Linked DNA regions of Mus musculus: region 2 is linked to region 1. The links are chromatin loops, found by intact Hi-C in ENCODE. Cell type or tissue: heart. All regions are shown on one strand.

Region 1 (8,000 bases):
CCCAACACAGGGGGGGGTGGAAGTGAAAGTTCAATGCAACTGCTCAGGGCATGGCGGTCCCCCTACTCTCAGTAAACAGCATAGAGCCTTCCGGACACATGACCACAGGCCTGCAGCAGAAACTCCATAATGCTAGCGCCATTAACAACATGGGAAGTTCATGACACGGACACTCTCCGCCTTCCTCCAAAAGGGCATTGGCATTTGAGCACATAGTTGGGTCTCATCAGAGAAGAAAGAAACATACCTCTCACAGATAATGTATTCAGCTGGTTGCAATCGGGGAAATAAAGAGTGAGGGAAGGGGTAGAGGGAGCCATAAAAAACTTAAATACAGCAAGTTACATGGTGTTCACAGAATGGAAAAGTAACTGAACTAAAAGAATGAGAAATCCCGTTCTGAAGTTCCATAAAAAACAAACCCACTCACTGGAATGGCCTTTATTAGCTCACAGAACTGTAACTATGTACTTGTTTTTCTCTAATTTGACATAGAAATCAATAAAACACTCAAATGGGGGCTGGAGAAGTGGTTAAGAGCACTGATTGCTCCTCCGAAGGTCCTGAGTTCAAATCCCAGCAACCACGTGGTGGCTCACAACCATCCGTAATGAGATCTGATGCCCTCTTCTGGGGTGTCTGAAGACAGCCTCAGTGTACTTACATATAATAAATAAATACATAGATAAATAGATAAATAAATAAATAAATATTTGGGCTGGAGAGAGAAGAGCAGGAGAGAGAAGAAAAAGTTTTTGATGATAGCTACAGTGTACTTATATATAATAAATAAATCTTTAAAAAAAAACACTCAAAGAACCATTCCTAAGTCACCGACAGTGGACAGCATGGCCCAAGTCCAATGAGATGTGGAATATCAATAAACAGAGCCATGGGCTGGAGAGATGGCTCAGTGGTTAAGAGCACTGACTGCTATTCCAAAGGTCCTGAGTTCAAATCCCAGCAACCACATGGTGGCTCACAACCATCCATAATGAGATTCGACACCCTCTTCTGGTGTGTATGAAGACAACTACAGTGTACTTATTTATAATGATAAATAAATCTAAAAGAAAGAAAGAAAGAAAGAGAGAGAGAGAGAGAGAGACAGAGCCATGTGCTAAATGAGAGACTTTGTCTTGGTTAGTGTCTATTGCTTCGATAAAACACCACAACCAAAAAGCAAGTTGGGGAAAAAATGGTTTATTTAGCTTACACTTCATATCACTGTTCATCATTGAAGGAAGAGTCAGGGCAGGAACTCAAACAGGGCAGGAACCTGGAAGTAGAAGCTGATGCAGAGGCCATGGAGGGGCACTGCTCATTGGATTGCTCCCCATGGCTTATTCAGCCTGCTTTCTTATAGGACTCAAGACAACCAGCCCAAGAATGGCACCACCTACAATGGGCTGGGCCCTCACCCTTTGATCACTAATTAAGAAAATGCCCTATGGCTGGATCTTAAGGAGGCATTTTCTCTATTGAGATTCCCTCTGTTCGGATGACTCTGGTTTGTGTGCCAAGTTGACAAAAGATTAGACAGTGCAGACCTGGTTGGGGTATCTAACCAAAATAACGGTTTCCCTGCTTTTAGACTATAGCCTAAGTTTCATCCCAAGAATCCACATTAAAAACAAAAACGAACAAAGAGTCATGTGTGCTCTCCTTTCTGCCACTGTCATACCTGGCCACAATCCATCCCTGGGATCCTTCTCCCAAACACATAAGCTAAGGCTTAGATCCCTAAGGACACCAGGACTTTCCAAACCTTTCCTTGCCTTGCATTGTCTCTGGAAGGTTCTTACCACATTCATTTAGGAAACATGCAATTTCCTAAGACCTATCCAGACTAGTCCTTTCTCCTTTCCCATCTCTCCTTTCCTAACCTCCTCCCCCAACTAGAATTTGCTACTCCACCTTTCTGCCTCCAGACAACCTGTATCCACTTGTCTTTGGCACCCATAATACCTGCCCTCATCTCTACTCCGGACCACATCTGCTCAGTGAAGCACGTGTGAACAGACAGAACATCATCACCATTGTGTGTCCTGTGACACGGACCTAAGTAAGGCTGGAACCCTGATCAAACATTTCCACGTGGGTGCTGTTGTGGACTGAATTTCATCCCATCTACTACCCAAATTGTGGAAATAGAGTTCTCAAGAGATGGCTGTAGTTAAATGTGATCACGAGGTGATATCGTGGACCAGCACTACTGCTGGTCTTATTATAGAGGAAGACAGGGGGCTAGCCAGGGACATAGCCTTAGGGAGAGGGTGAGTGAGCAGCCTAAGAAGTCTGCAGGTTGGAAAGATTCAGAAGTTGACTGAATGGCACCTGGCCTCAGATTTCCAGCAGAGAGACCCCTGAGAGGGTAAAGTTCATCAAAGCCATGCTACATGGATGCTCTTTTATTACGTCACCCTGCACAGTGGCCTACAGGAATACCCAGAAAGCACAGTCATGAAATGTCACTTTGTGCATCCTCCCTGTGGTGGCTTGGTTCAACCAAACCAGCCTGGCATTTTTTTACAGTAAGGCAGAAAGAATGCTTGCCTGGCGGGCATTTCCTCTCCCAGGCAAGCCTGAAATCCCCCCCATGGAGATGGCTTAGTTGCTGTCATTCAATCACTCTAGAAAATATGATCCCGTCGATGATCTTTTCTTCTGCTTCTCGAACCTCTGATTGCTATGCTATCTGACTGATCTTTTCTTCTGCTTCTCGACCTCTGATTGCTATGCTATCTGACTGATCTTTTCTTCTGCTTCTCGACCTCTGTTTGCTATGCTATCTGACTGATCTTTTCTTCTGCTTCTCGAACCTCTGATTGCTATGCTATCTGACTGTTCTTCCTGCAAGACTTGCCCAGTTACAAGCAGGAGAAGATGAGCACGTGGGGCTCCTGGGTATTAGTAAACTCTTCTTCTCTTACTAGAAGAAGGAGAGATAAAGATCTTGGGTAAACAGTACATATGTATGCGCGCACACACACACACACCCTCTTCAAGGTCAACAGAATACAGGCATTATTAGTGAAAGGAATTGTCTTTATTAGATAATTTATTATTAGAGAACGGAAATAATTGATTGGCTCTGTTACACTGGTGTTGCCTTCTCGCTATTAAAAACACCTCCATGAGACAGTGTGAATCCAAATGTCCTAAGCTTGCTGACTGAGCTGAACACCATCCACAGCAGCACAAAATCTTCACAGCCATTTTGCCATGTACTTCCCTCTATACACAGATGTAACTTCATCCACAGACGGGTTTAATATAAAATGGAGGCCCATGTAACAGCATCCTTGAGTACTGAAAGGGTTTGGGAGGAGGTTGGGCAACACCACAGAGAGGGTGGGGTGAACGGCTCATCTGAGATGTTGCATGTGGCCACACCCACCGCTACTGCAGTGCAGGTCACTTGGGCCACTCAGACGCCTCCTGAGCTACTCCTGAGCTCTGATTTAAAAGCCAAACATAATTTCTTTTCTTTTTTTTAAAGTATATTCCATTTCATTCTCAACCACCTAGTTTAAAATTAATGCATATTCTCTTAAACATGTAAATATTTGCTGATTTAAAGAGACGATTCACTTTCAAACCAATAGTGAAAGATAATCTCTCTGAGCTGGAAAATATGAGACAAGGTTTCCTAACGGAAGAGCTGTTTGGTTTTTTTTTTTTTTTTTTTTTGTGGCTCTTCTAAACTCCTAGAGAGAAGTTACTTATTTAGCGCCAACTGCATACCAAGCGGCTGTGATGAACATCAGAGAGTCCATGTGCCTAAGAACACCGGACTCTAACACTAACTTGAATGCAGTGGCAGAAGAGGGGGGTGGACCATTCCCCAAGGGCCTGCTCTCTGCATACCAAGGTGAATCAAGGGATGGGACACTTGACCTTCAAGGATGCAAGGGATAACACTAAACCACTCGATACTGAAAGGCTCTCTTGGTGTCAAAGATAGGTGTGAGAAGAAAATGGTTTAGCTTGGGGGTGGGGGTGGATGCTGGTAAGAACTCCACTGTCCTTCACAGGAATGAAAGACAAAACATTGGCACAAGGGTGCAGTATTTTGAAGGACTGGAGTCTGGTGGTCTGGAATTTGGAGTCCACTGAGCCACAACACAGACTTTAGAAGTGGGGGGGGGGGGGGCAACGGAGGCTTTAGTCAAGAACATGGAGGCAGCAGGCAGGACACTGTGGCATCGAATGGGAAGGGCTCATGGCTGTCTAATGCATTGTGCGCTGCACCACACAGAATCACCTCATGGGAGACATGAGATAATGCCGGAAAAAAAATTTCAAGGGGAAGGGGGGAGAAAAAAAAAAAAAAGAATCAGGTCCAAAGAGTCCACGTGATTTACAGCCACCCCAAGACGCTGTTCATTTTCATCTAGATTGGGCTGTCAGGCTTCATGTGTCCGCCTGGGTTCTCTGTGACACTCTGTGTTCAGAATCGTGGTGGAGCCTGTCAGGCACTTAAGGGGATCAGCTCAGAAACATGAGCAGAGCTGACAGTTTGCCTTGAGAAAGGCCACCCCTCGGCTAGGCATTAAGCAAATCATTTGTGCTGTGCAGCTGCGACCCGCTCCCTGGGGAAATCACACTCGCACCTTTTCTGATACCGTCAAGCCCTGTGGAGCCAAGGTCCAAGAGGGGAGAGCTGACTTCAAACCAATCTGTACAGCTTCACTTGGTAGGGTGTTGAACGGCTGCCCAAGAATGTTGGCATGTCCCCGAACATGCCTCAGCTGAGCCTGCTGGTAGCAGCTCCATTAAAGTATGTCTTATTCAGAGGAACCTTTTTCATAAATAGTAAGTAGGCTATGAGCATTTTTTGAAATGCTTGATCGATTCAAGCAAGGGTTGCAATCTTTCATGTTCTCTACTATACCCAATCATTCCCTGGGCGTCCACTGGCTGAGCATACATCACATTGGGAGGCAAGGAATCATTTTAAAGAGACATCAGCAGATATATCAGACCTGGGCATTAAAGCATAAAAATCTAAGAATTCGAACTGAAGACGCAGAGAGCCCATCACCCATCCTCCTTCAACAAGCCATGAGCTACAGTCCTGTTTCAAGGGACCTGTTTTTCTTTGTTCCAGATGTATCTAGCCTTGCCTCTGGTGGCACACCTTAAATCTGAGACAGTTTATGAGCCACAGTGGGTTAAAAAAAAAATCACAGTCCCGCATCTGAGAATCACCTTTCTTTCCCATTTCAAAATGAACAGAAAAGTTCAGGGCACATCTTAGGATGACACGCACATTCGTGACACCCAGAATGAATCTACAGGTTTGCTGCAATCCTCTGCCGCTCTTTTGACAAAACCTCAAACCGCGTGGAAAGCAGAATGAATCCCATGAACTGAATGGATCCTGGAGACATATGGCTGACAGGCAGCTGGGCTGAATGCAGACCCGAGATTTATCCGCCATCAAAGGAATCGATAATTAAAATGGAGCTCACCTCCATGCTGGGTTTTTTTTTTAAAGTCTAACTACAGGTTTCCCCAAGTTTGCCTAAAATATATATTAAAGCTTAGCATCCATAACATAAGAATATTCATTAGTAATTGTACCCTACCGATCACAAGCATGGGGAAAATTCAAAAGGTAGGGGAAACACACCCACTCACATAATTAGGACATATGTTTACTTAATGTTCCTTTCATTGCTATTAGAGGGAACACTAGCTCAGCAAATCCAAATCACAATGTTTTAACTGTTTCAATATTGTAGCCATAGACCCCAGTCGAGGTGTTTGCCAGCAACCCAGAACACACCCCATTAACAGGGGAGAAAAAAACAAAAGCAATTCTTGCTTCTAGTGGCTTCTTTCTCGGGCTAAAGACAGCTCTCTGGAAAAGGCAGCCTCCAGATCACCTCCCGGGAGCCGGGAGAACAATGAAGAACGTGTTGATCCTGCCTCTTACCTTTTTTCCTTTCCTCTTCCTATGAGCAGGCTTGGCGGGCTTCTCCTTTGGCTCTTCACTCATCTTTCCTTGAGATCAGGGGAGTTGAGACGAGGCAGGAGATCACCTTCCGTGTTCCCACATCCAAACCCACGGCAAAGAGTCACAGCATTGAGACCAAAGTCCATTTAGGGAACTCCCCAGGCAGAGCGGCTGCTTCAAGCCAGCCCTGGCTGCTGTCACGGGCAACTCAGCTCGCCTCAGGGAGGAACTGGGTGTTCTCTCCAGCAAAGCCCTGGTTATTCCTCCAAAGAAAAATCAATATTCCAACCCTTTGTTTTCTTCCTTCCTTTCTTCCTTCTTTCTTTTTCTTCCTTTCTCTCTCTTTTTATTTGTTTTTTTAGCCAGTCGTTACCCCGAGAAAAGATCTTGACAACATTTCAGGGCTTGCTTCTCCACGGTGATTCTAGCTTGGAAATGGTGAGAGAGAGAAAGGGGGAGGCATACGTGCATGTGCGCTGCACACACACACACACACACACACACACACACACACACACACACACACAGGAATAAGCTAGACTGCTGACGAATCTCTGAAGCGTCCCAGGGGCTGGCTCACTGCAGTTTGCAAGCTGGGAAGCCAAGCCGAATGTAAATGCTCTGAGATCAAGCCTCCAGAGGACACATGTGTTGAAAGCATTGGGTATACCCAGGAGGCAGCAGTGGGGGTGGTAACGAGAGATCGGGTTACTGGTTCGTGAAAACACACACACACACACACACACACACACACACACATTCTCTCTCTCTCTCTCTCTCTCTCTCTCTCTCCCCCACCCCCAACCCCAACCCCATGATTAAAAACAATAAAGAGACCTGTTACTACAGAAGACAAAGCTGGATTCTTACCCAGTGAGGTGGTTTTTGTTGTTGTTGTTTGTTTTGTTTTAAAATGTAATTAGCAAAAAATAAATAAAATAAAATAAAATAAAGTTTGCAGATTGCCTAACCAAAGCTATGGACTTCTAATGAAGAATCTGTCACACGGAGCCCATACCTAAGTTGCCAGTACCACATTCAAGCTTTGGTCATGAATATATCAAACCAACCATGAAAAGGAGCCCTCCAGAATATTCAAGAAATCCAAAAGGTTCAGCCCCTGGCTTTTTCTGTGCCAGAAACATCCTGTGCTCCTGGATAAGGCACTCAGGTCAGTGCAGGTCTCTGGCCACATTACAGCCACCACAGGGTCCCCAAGCACACAGAGGCACACACTCCTGCTCTGGGCCACCAAGATTTTGAGAGGTCTCTGGGTGACTTCACTCCTTTGTGGAAAGTCTCCAAAATGGTCCACGCATCGGAACACAGCTGATTTACTGTCGGGTGTGGTCGCTTAAGCATCTTTGGAAAGTGTTAGGAATCCATTCTTGTTAGGAAGGAATAAGGTTCTGGGTCCCCCCCCCCCAATCCCGGCCAGATCACCTTTAAGATGGAAGCAGGTCCCTTGAGCTAAAACACATGTACACTAGGAAGGGAGGAACGAGCGGGAATCCAGAGAGGAGGCTGGCTCAGGGAAGTGGATTTTAATTAATATGATCAAAGACATACAGGAGCGTAAATGAGACCCAGAAGGCCAGTTTTCAGTGAGGTACATGGAGCTATTTAATACTGGAGACACAATGCTAAAATACTGAAGCCAAAATCACCATTTCTCATCTATCATTTAAGCAGGGTTGTACCTATGTTCAACAAATCTGGACTCCCCAAGCGCCACCCCCCTAAAAATGAGTGAGCATGAGGGCAGCTTGAGACAGCTCTGTCATGGACACCAGGGTTACAAGTGCTTGCTCCAGCGACCCATGGAGATCCTGCGCACTGTGGGTTATTTAATGGTTGTTCTGCGGCTGCGCATTACAAACAGTAAACCACCACTCAAAGGCTGGCAGGGAGCATTGATGGCGGTTGCCCCACCCCTCCGTGACCTGGGGGTTCCTTCAGCTTTGAGCAGCTGCTAACCTGTCTCTCCCGTTTCTGCTGCTGTTCTGGAATGTTTCTCTGGCAGAGTAATAAAAGG
Region 2 (8,000 bases), 58 kb before region 1:
AGATCCTCCTATGACAGGAGTTACCTGCTCATACTAAGACAGGCTGAGGGCAGCTTGCGGAGAGAGCAGATTTGATTCAATGGGTTTCTGACAGATTACGTTAACTGTTTGACAGCATCTGGCTTGAAGAGTGGCCAGAGAGAGACTGAGGGTCCCCTCCACTTCTGGTATGGTATGTGTCAAGTAATTCGAGTCAATGCCGTGTTCTGAAGATTTAACTATAGTGGATGTGTAATGGGCAACCAAAGGGATTTTGGAAGTAATTACTTTTGACTCTCCTCCCAAGTAGCCCATTTGAAGAGTGGATTGAAGTTAGTAAACACATGTGTTTGGGATCCTAAGAGCATCTGTCAGAGCCTCATGTACAAAGCACAGCTGAGGCTTCTAAAATAGTACCACCCATCCTTTAGACCCGGCCTCTGGGCTGCAGGAGTGTAACAGAGGAAGGAAATTAAGGAGCCAGCATAAAGAAAGTAGCAAAATGGAGAATGGCCATCCTATAGGATACTGGGACAAGATTTATCCATAGGCCAGGAAAGCATAGGAAGGAATTAAGAGCTGAAATTGCCCTGAACGTCAGTCTGAAAAGACACAAACAAATGCTGTTGTTACAAACTGACACTGATTCAAAGGTCAGGGCATTGTGAACTAATTAAAGAAAGAAAGGAGAGTATAGCTAAGTGTCGGTGAGGACGGAGGGAGAATGCTCGGTCTTCCATGGTATTACTGAGTTATGTAAGGACACATCCCTTTCCAGACACACAGAGCAAATCCTGGAGAAGCAAATACCATTAGAGCTGACACTTACTTACAAATACTTCAATCTCCTTTCTCCCAGCGATAGCCATTATGGCTGAATGCTGATAATTGTTCAATCACAGCTGATGGAATTAATTAGGCAACTTTCTCCTCTACACCGTGTGGTGTGATAAAACTATGATAAATGTACAGAAAATAACCTTGACTTCTGAGTACACAAAGAAAGCACAACCCAGCCGGGGCTGGAGAGAGAGAGATCGGTGGCTAAAAGCACTTGCTGCCTTTCAGAGGACAGGAGTTCAATTCTCAGAACCCAGGGTGTGTTGCTCACAACCACCTATAATTCAAGCTCAAGGGCATTCAAGGTGCTCTTCTGGTCTCCACGGTACCGGCATTCAAAGTTGTGCACATACACATGCGCGCACACACACACATACACACGCTAAAAGTAAATCAATAAATCTTTTTAAAAGACAATAACCCTGGGCCTGGAGCGATGACTCTGCAGCTAAAAGCACTGACTGCTCTTCTAGAGGTCCTGGGTTCAATTCTCAGCAACCACATGGTGGCTCAAAACCATCTGTAATGGGATCTGATGCCCTCTTCTGGTGTGTCTGACAGCTACAGTGTACTCATATACATAAATAAAAATTTTTTAAAAAGACAATACCCCAGATGGCACACTGAAAATACACTCAGGGTGTTCCAGGGAGTCCTGGGCAAAGCACCCCCAGAACTAACATGCTTTGTCTGAGAATCCATCAGACAGAAAAGTGGCTGGATTACCATCCAATGCTTCTAGGACATAAAAGGAAAACTGGGAACCACGACATCTAAACGGGGAGTGTCACAGTTATCTTTAAAAGCTCTTCGGAGGTTTCTAGAACACTTGCTCTCCCCTCCACGATCAAAAGCTCCAGGCTTCTCTATGTCAATGCTGCAGACTCAACTTTGCTTCTCACCGGAATTAAATATACATGACCGAGTCAATCCAAGTAAAAGCCGTGGCATTAGCAAAGGATGCTACGATGCTTGCTGGTTCGAAGCACGGCACTCAGGTTGATGTCTCCAACAAAGAAATCAGTAACACCAAATACACCATTTAGGAGTTCGCAGTAAGGAGATCTGAAGGGCTCATGGGTGGGTCTGAACTTCACACTGAATCCCATCAATAGGCCACTTTGAATGCCTAGACCTTTGTCCAAGTTCTTCAAAGACTATTCCCCTCGGCAGAAAAGGTCTCATGGAAATAATTAATGAGAAAAGGTTTTTTTTTAATATAAAATATTTGAAAGTAATAACCACGGGCAATGAACATGTTCACTTACACTTGTATCTAGTGCTTAGGAATGAAGGATATAAAAGCTGGAGGAGCTGTGGAACAGTCATTATTATTATTATTATTATTATTATTATTGCTATCTCTAAGATAACAAACAGCTTGGCAATAAAGAGCTCAAAGAACCAGGTTGGCTGGAGAGATGGCTCATCGGTTAAGAGCACGGACTGCTCTTTCCAGAGATCCTGAGTTCAATTCCCAGCAACCACATGGTGTCTCACAACTATGTAATGGGATCTGATGCCTTCTTCTAGTGTGTCTGAAAAGGGTGATTGTGTACTCATATACATAAAGTAAATAAACAAATAAATAAAATGTTAAAGAAAAAAAAAAAAGAACCAGATAAAACAACATCACTTTGAGATAGGTTATCACCTGGAATGTTCAGCCATGAGCATCACCAGAAATAAAGTCACTAAATTCCTAAAGGTCAGGAGAGTGTCTATACAAACTTCCCTTAGAGGTGAAGTCGTCAGGGACAAGAAACCAGCATGTATGTCCACCTGAAAATACGTATCTCAATAAGTTCTTCTGAGCAGGATATTCTCCAACAGTGCATGCCAACTATGAAAACACCACCGGAACTTAAACTTACCTTCTGGACTTATTGAGAGTGAAGGATTCTAAACTTAAACAGCCAACCAACAGATTGGACTCCAAGCCGCATTCTTTGTTGCTGTTTAAGTGTTTGCTTTAATGGCTGGTAACTAGCAAGAGCCGAGGTAAAGGCTTGAAGTGTCACACTTGTAACATATTTTAAACCTCTTAGGTTTTAAAGTCTTTGACAAAGGCTGTGCATGTCAACAGTGACCTCAGTAGGAACTCCTATTCCCATCGAAGGAATACCTGTGATTTCCTTCTAAATAGGGGGGGGGGGGGAAACATATGAACATGGACATGAACGTGACTCCACTTGCTTGCAGCCAAGTCATGAGCTCCTTAAGCTGAGAAGACGCTATCCCTGCAGGGTGACACCATGTTCTGCTCCAAACAAGTCAGATGCTACAGGAAACACTCCACAACACAGATGCGTCTCTAAACCACCAGTTGGACAAAGAAACTCCAGCTTTTGATACAATGTGTCCTGCGCAACAAATCTCACTTCTGCTTTCAGCCAATCGGTTGAGTGAGAGATACTCATTAAACCAAAGCAACTGAGCCACCAGTTTGAAAGCTCCAATAGGGAAAACGGGAAAGGAAAACTTACCATCTCTCTGAGCACACACACACACACACACACTGACAGCACCATATCACTTGTACAGCAAAACTCATTCAACTGCCTCGACGAACCTTTGGACCACACCATGGCCACACGAGCAAGAGCCAGACAGGAAGAGAGTGAGCACTGCCGGATGTCAGGTACACTTACCTGTAAAAGAAAAAGAGAGAAAAAAAGATTTTATATTCTGTAATCATGGAGGCCAAATTATCTCCTTGGCTCTCTCTACTAATGAGCTCTGACTTAAACTTTATCACAAGGTCAAGGGACAAACCCAAATCGTGTGGATTTTTTTTGTTGGCGAAGTCCCCTCCCCCCCATGTACATACTATGGTTGTTTTGACAGGGTCAAAAATGCAAAAATGGGAGAGATTATGGCGAGTTTGGTGATGAGCAATTGTTCTTCAGTTTATTGGTGAACAGACACAACAATAGAGAGGGAAAACAAATCTTGACAACATTTCCCTGAACAGTGTTTAATGACGGTCACTGGATCAGCTGTGGCTCTTCCTTCATGGGACAGAATGGTGCTAGTGACTGCTGGAAGTTTGCCAGCCATCTCCTAGGCAACGGGCAGGGAGAAGAGCCATAAATAGAATCAAACACCATCCTCCTCGTTTGCTACCCCGAAGTGCTTTCCCTTATCCAGTTCAGACATGCATCCTCAAAGGAGGGGCTCAGCAGGGACACTGTCCTTGACCTGAAGCCCAGCGTGCTGAGAAGACACCCTTAGTGGAAGAGAAAGATGCAAACAGAAGCCAGCCATTACGGAATGCCCGCCTACCCGTGCATCTAAATCCCTGACAGCCAGTGTCTGAGTTTCTCTCATGTGCCAAGCCCCAAAGAGTTTTTTACATACGTACATCCCTGAGGATCTGAAGCAACTTTAGGGTATGAGCTAGAGTTACCCTCATTTTCTCTAAAGGAGGAAGAAGCTAAACTCTCTCAGAGCCACGTGACCACAGGTGATAACCATAGAATAAAAATATAAAGTCTCCTTGAGTCAGCAACAACTCAGGTTTCAGATCCAAGAGTCAGGATATCAACTTCCTTCCTGAGAGTCACTCAATTCAATGCAACATTTCACTGAAAGTCCAAGGAAGGGTGGTCAATTGGATATTTCAGAAAAATATCAATATAACAATCCCGTGATTGTACAGCTATGAGGGCACCAGCCCCTCCGAATAAACTACTAGATGTGCTCTGACAGACCACAACTGGCAAGAATCAGATGATATGTTCTTATAGGAACTCTGGAAACTCGCCTCTTACAAAAGTCTCTATGAGTTTCTCGGAGTTAATATTTGGTATATAAAACAATACATAAGTCTATAAGTTCACATAACAAAATCTGTTACCGTCAACAGCATCCCCACATTCCCGTGTGAAGGCAAGGTGACTGCTCCTCTCAGCGGCCATCTTTTCGGACACTCCTGGAACTCTCTTTGAGGTCCACCTCCACCTGTCATACCAGTTTCTTAACAGTAACGTTACTCTACAGGAAATTTAAGATGTATTCATTTCATGTGAGTGTATGTGTGTGTGGGGGGGGGTTGGGGTATGTTGTGTGTACATTATGTGCACGTGGGTGCATGAAGAGGGCAGAAGAAGGTGTCTGTTCCTCTGAAAATGGATTTTAGATGATTGTGAGCCACCCAGTAAGTGCTAAAACTTTAATAGGATCCTCTTCAAGAACAGCAAGTGCCCTCACTTAGGCATCTCTCCAGTGCATTATGGGAATGCACTGATCCAAACATTGCTACTAGGTGGGACCAGTCACATCTCTTGCAACAAAAGAGCTCATTGTTTTCTAAGTCAAACCCTCCCCCTTAAGCAGTACTTGCAGTATTTGGATAGGAGTTTGCTGTATCATTATGGCCAGCCTTTCACATACACATAGCCCTTTCCAGAGTAAAAACTTACATGGGCTAAATAGTCCTTTGCTGTTTCTGGGACATGTGTGTTCTATAGTTGGTAGTTTTCCTGCCTCACTGTTGGGGAAACTCATACATGACTGATATAACAACTGGTTACCTGCCCTGTCCACCGTTAAGTACAGTATTAAGCATTTCACAAGTGTCAGATGGCCTCACATTAGGAAAGATGCTTTTTAAGAGGTATTATGGTCTCCATTTCCCAATAAGGATACAGGAATATACTGTGAGAAAGCTGATTTCTCTGAGGCAGTTAATCGAGACTCTGGGCCAGGTCTCCAAATCAAGACATTTTCAGGCAATCTGCTGCTGACTACAAGGAGGAGATGTGCCTCCTGGTGAAAAACCCTCATTTAAAAGGCCCAGTCACCCGCTTGTTAAGATTTCATATTTTATATCCTGTCTTAGCTCGAATCACTATTGCTATGTCAAAACACCATGACCAAAAGCAATTCGGGGAGGAAAGGGTTGATTCCACTCACACTGTTCTGTATAATGACTCATCATCAAAGGCAGGGAGGACAGGAACTCAAGCAGGACAGGAACCTGCAGACCAGAGCTGATGCAGAGGCCATGGAGGGGTGCTGCTTACTGGCTTGCTCCCCATGGCTTGCCCAATCTGTTTTCTTATAGAACCTGCCCACAATGGTCTGAGCCCTCCCCACTCAATCACTAACTAAGAAAATGCTCTACAGGCTTGCCTACAGCGTGACCTTACGGAGGCAATTTCTTGATTAAGGTTCCCTCCTCTTGGGTGATTTTTAGCTTGTATCATGTTGACATAGGCGTATCCAGTACCTGTTCTTTCTGAAGTCACTGGCTTTTCCTGTTATCACTTGAAAACTGGCGAGGAATGAAGCGAGTGTATTCAAGAGTATCGCAGTTAGGTTTCTATTGCTGTGACGAAACCCCACAACGTGGTGAGGAAAAGGTTTATTTCAGCTTACACTTCCACATCACAGTCTTATCACTGAAGGAAAGGCAAGCCAGGAATTCAAGGCAGGACCCTGAAGATGGATAACAAGGCAGAGGCTATGGAGGAGTGCTGCTTACTGGCATGCTCCCCATGGCTCGCTCAGTCTGCTTTCTCATAGAACCCAGCACCACCTTTCATAGGGGATGGTTCCGCCCACAGTGAGCTGGACCCTTCCAGATCAATCATTATGTGAAAACTGGCCCCAGGAAATTCTGACAAGCCATTTTCTTAAGTGAGATTCTCTTCACTAAAAGGACTCTTGCATGTTTCAAGTTAACATAAAACACAAAACATTGTGACCCAACATAATGAGGAATTTCCAAGTACAAATAATCAGTTTGAACCTGATTTTTTTTTCACTTCTCTGCCCCTCAAGAAAGTATTGGCCAACAGGAATATGTCTGGAGCATGTTGTTACTGTGGCTCTAACTCTTAGATAAGAGAGAATTAAGAAGGAGCTATGGCAAGAGAAGGAAGCAAAGCTTAGAATTAGAACAAAAAGCTACTCCCAGCCTGTTTTAAATGAATTCCACAAGATTAGAGGGCAATCGACTGTTACAGAAAATCAACAGTCACCTAAAGTCTGTGTTTAGTCTGGCCCAGAAAGTCCATTCTAGTGTTGCATAGCAAATGCTAGAGATGAATACTAGCAAATGCTAGAAATGAATACTCAGTGCATATTTAAGAGTATTTTTAATATGCAAGCAGTTCAGGTCTCTGCCTCCGATTTTCCAAACCTTTGCAGAAAGCTGTGCATGACTACTGACCTCAGCACACACACTCACTCACAGGCAAGACACAGGAAACACTGAAGACATCCTATAAGGCACTAGGGTGATAAATGCCGCCTTTCTCCTCTGTCCAGTATTCCATCCCTCCTCCTGCTTTGCCCTCATCGAACTTCAGCAGGAAACATGGCTGAGTTCTTTTTCACGGGAAGGTATTTTGTTCCTTGAGTGGCACAGAGTGTAGTCTCCTTTCTGAAAAGATCCGCACGCCCGTGATCGAACGGAAAACTGAGAGACATAAAGATCTGAACTTCAAAAGGACCACATCAAAAAAGAAAGAAAGAGACGAGGGGTTGGGGGTATAGATGGGGGGGGGGGAGATGAATGCATCTGCCTTTGTCTATTTTTGCCCCTGCATCAACTCATGAAAAATATTTTTTGTAGTCAAGAATAAACAATTCTAAAATAAAACATTCATCCAATTAGTGAAGAATGTTAAATGTTAAAGCTACCACCAAGTGCTAGAATGGTACACTGTCTATGCCAGGGGCAATTCTCACACTGAGCTAGAAAGAGAAAGATTATTCTACAGAAGAGCATTCTTCATCCTAAATCAATTATTCATTGAGAATCAAGGAAACGGCTTCTTGCTACTACCTACGATGCTATCAATAATTGCTTGGCTTTGGGCATTCCTAGTCTTTTAATTTAATGGGTGGACAGAGATGCTTTCTGTCAATCTGAACATCCCTCCGTGAGAAAGCAACATGTTACTTCATTACTAACTCTCCTTAATAAACACTTACGGGGCTTCAGAAACTGAGTTTTGTGCCATATTTTGGATAAGGAATATGCTAATGAATACAGGGCATTAAAAACCAAACAGTTAATGTACTGGAAGATGGCTTGGCTGTTCTTCTAGAGGACCTGGGTTTGATTCCCAGCACCCACAAGGCAGCTCACAACTATTTGTAACTCCACAGGCATCAGGTACACACACAGTGCACAGACATAGAGGTAGGCAGAATGTTATACTCCATAA

Evidence for each region. Hi-C counts contacts between places; a loop is a spot of excess contacts. Peaks named below come from ENCODE experiments on the same cell type or tissue, not always from the same donor. Only the 100,000 strongest peaks of a DNase experiment are listed, where the experiment ranks them.
Region 2: a loop joins it to region 1, with 4 times the contacts of the local background. A loop is called at or near these places in 3 of 42 quality-filtered maps.

The regions. Positions count from the first base shown.
Region 1 is chr10:69,532,229-69,540,228 of GRCm38, reverse strand. Ank3 (ankyrin 3, epithelial) reads right to left here and starts at 6,521. Exons shown (of 43, transcript NM_146005.3): 1 at 5,945-6,521. The coding sequence starts at 6,007. Gm51806 (a long non-coding RNA gene) reads right to left here and starts at 5,939. Exons shown (of 2, transcript XR_003949008.1): 1 at 2,728-5,939; 2 at 1-2,680. In heart, no CTCF peak of the experiment used is centred here; a DNase peak (open chromatin) is centred at 4,688; H3K4me3 peaks cover 3,472 bases; H3K27ac peaks cover 4,164 bases.
Region 2 is chr10:69,590,520-69,598,519 of GRCm38, reverse strand. The region is part of intron 1 of Ank3 (ankyrin 3, epithelial); the gene reads right to left. Among named protein-coding and RNA genes, the nearest start is that of Gm33464, 31 kb to the right of the region's middle. In heart, a CTCF peak has its summit at 1,400 (motif pointing left); a DNase peak (open chromatin) is centred at 3,919; H3K4me3 peaks cover 670 bases; H3K27ac peaks cover 2,224 bases.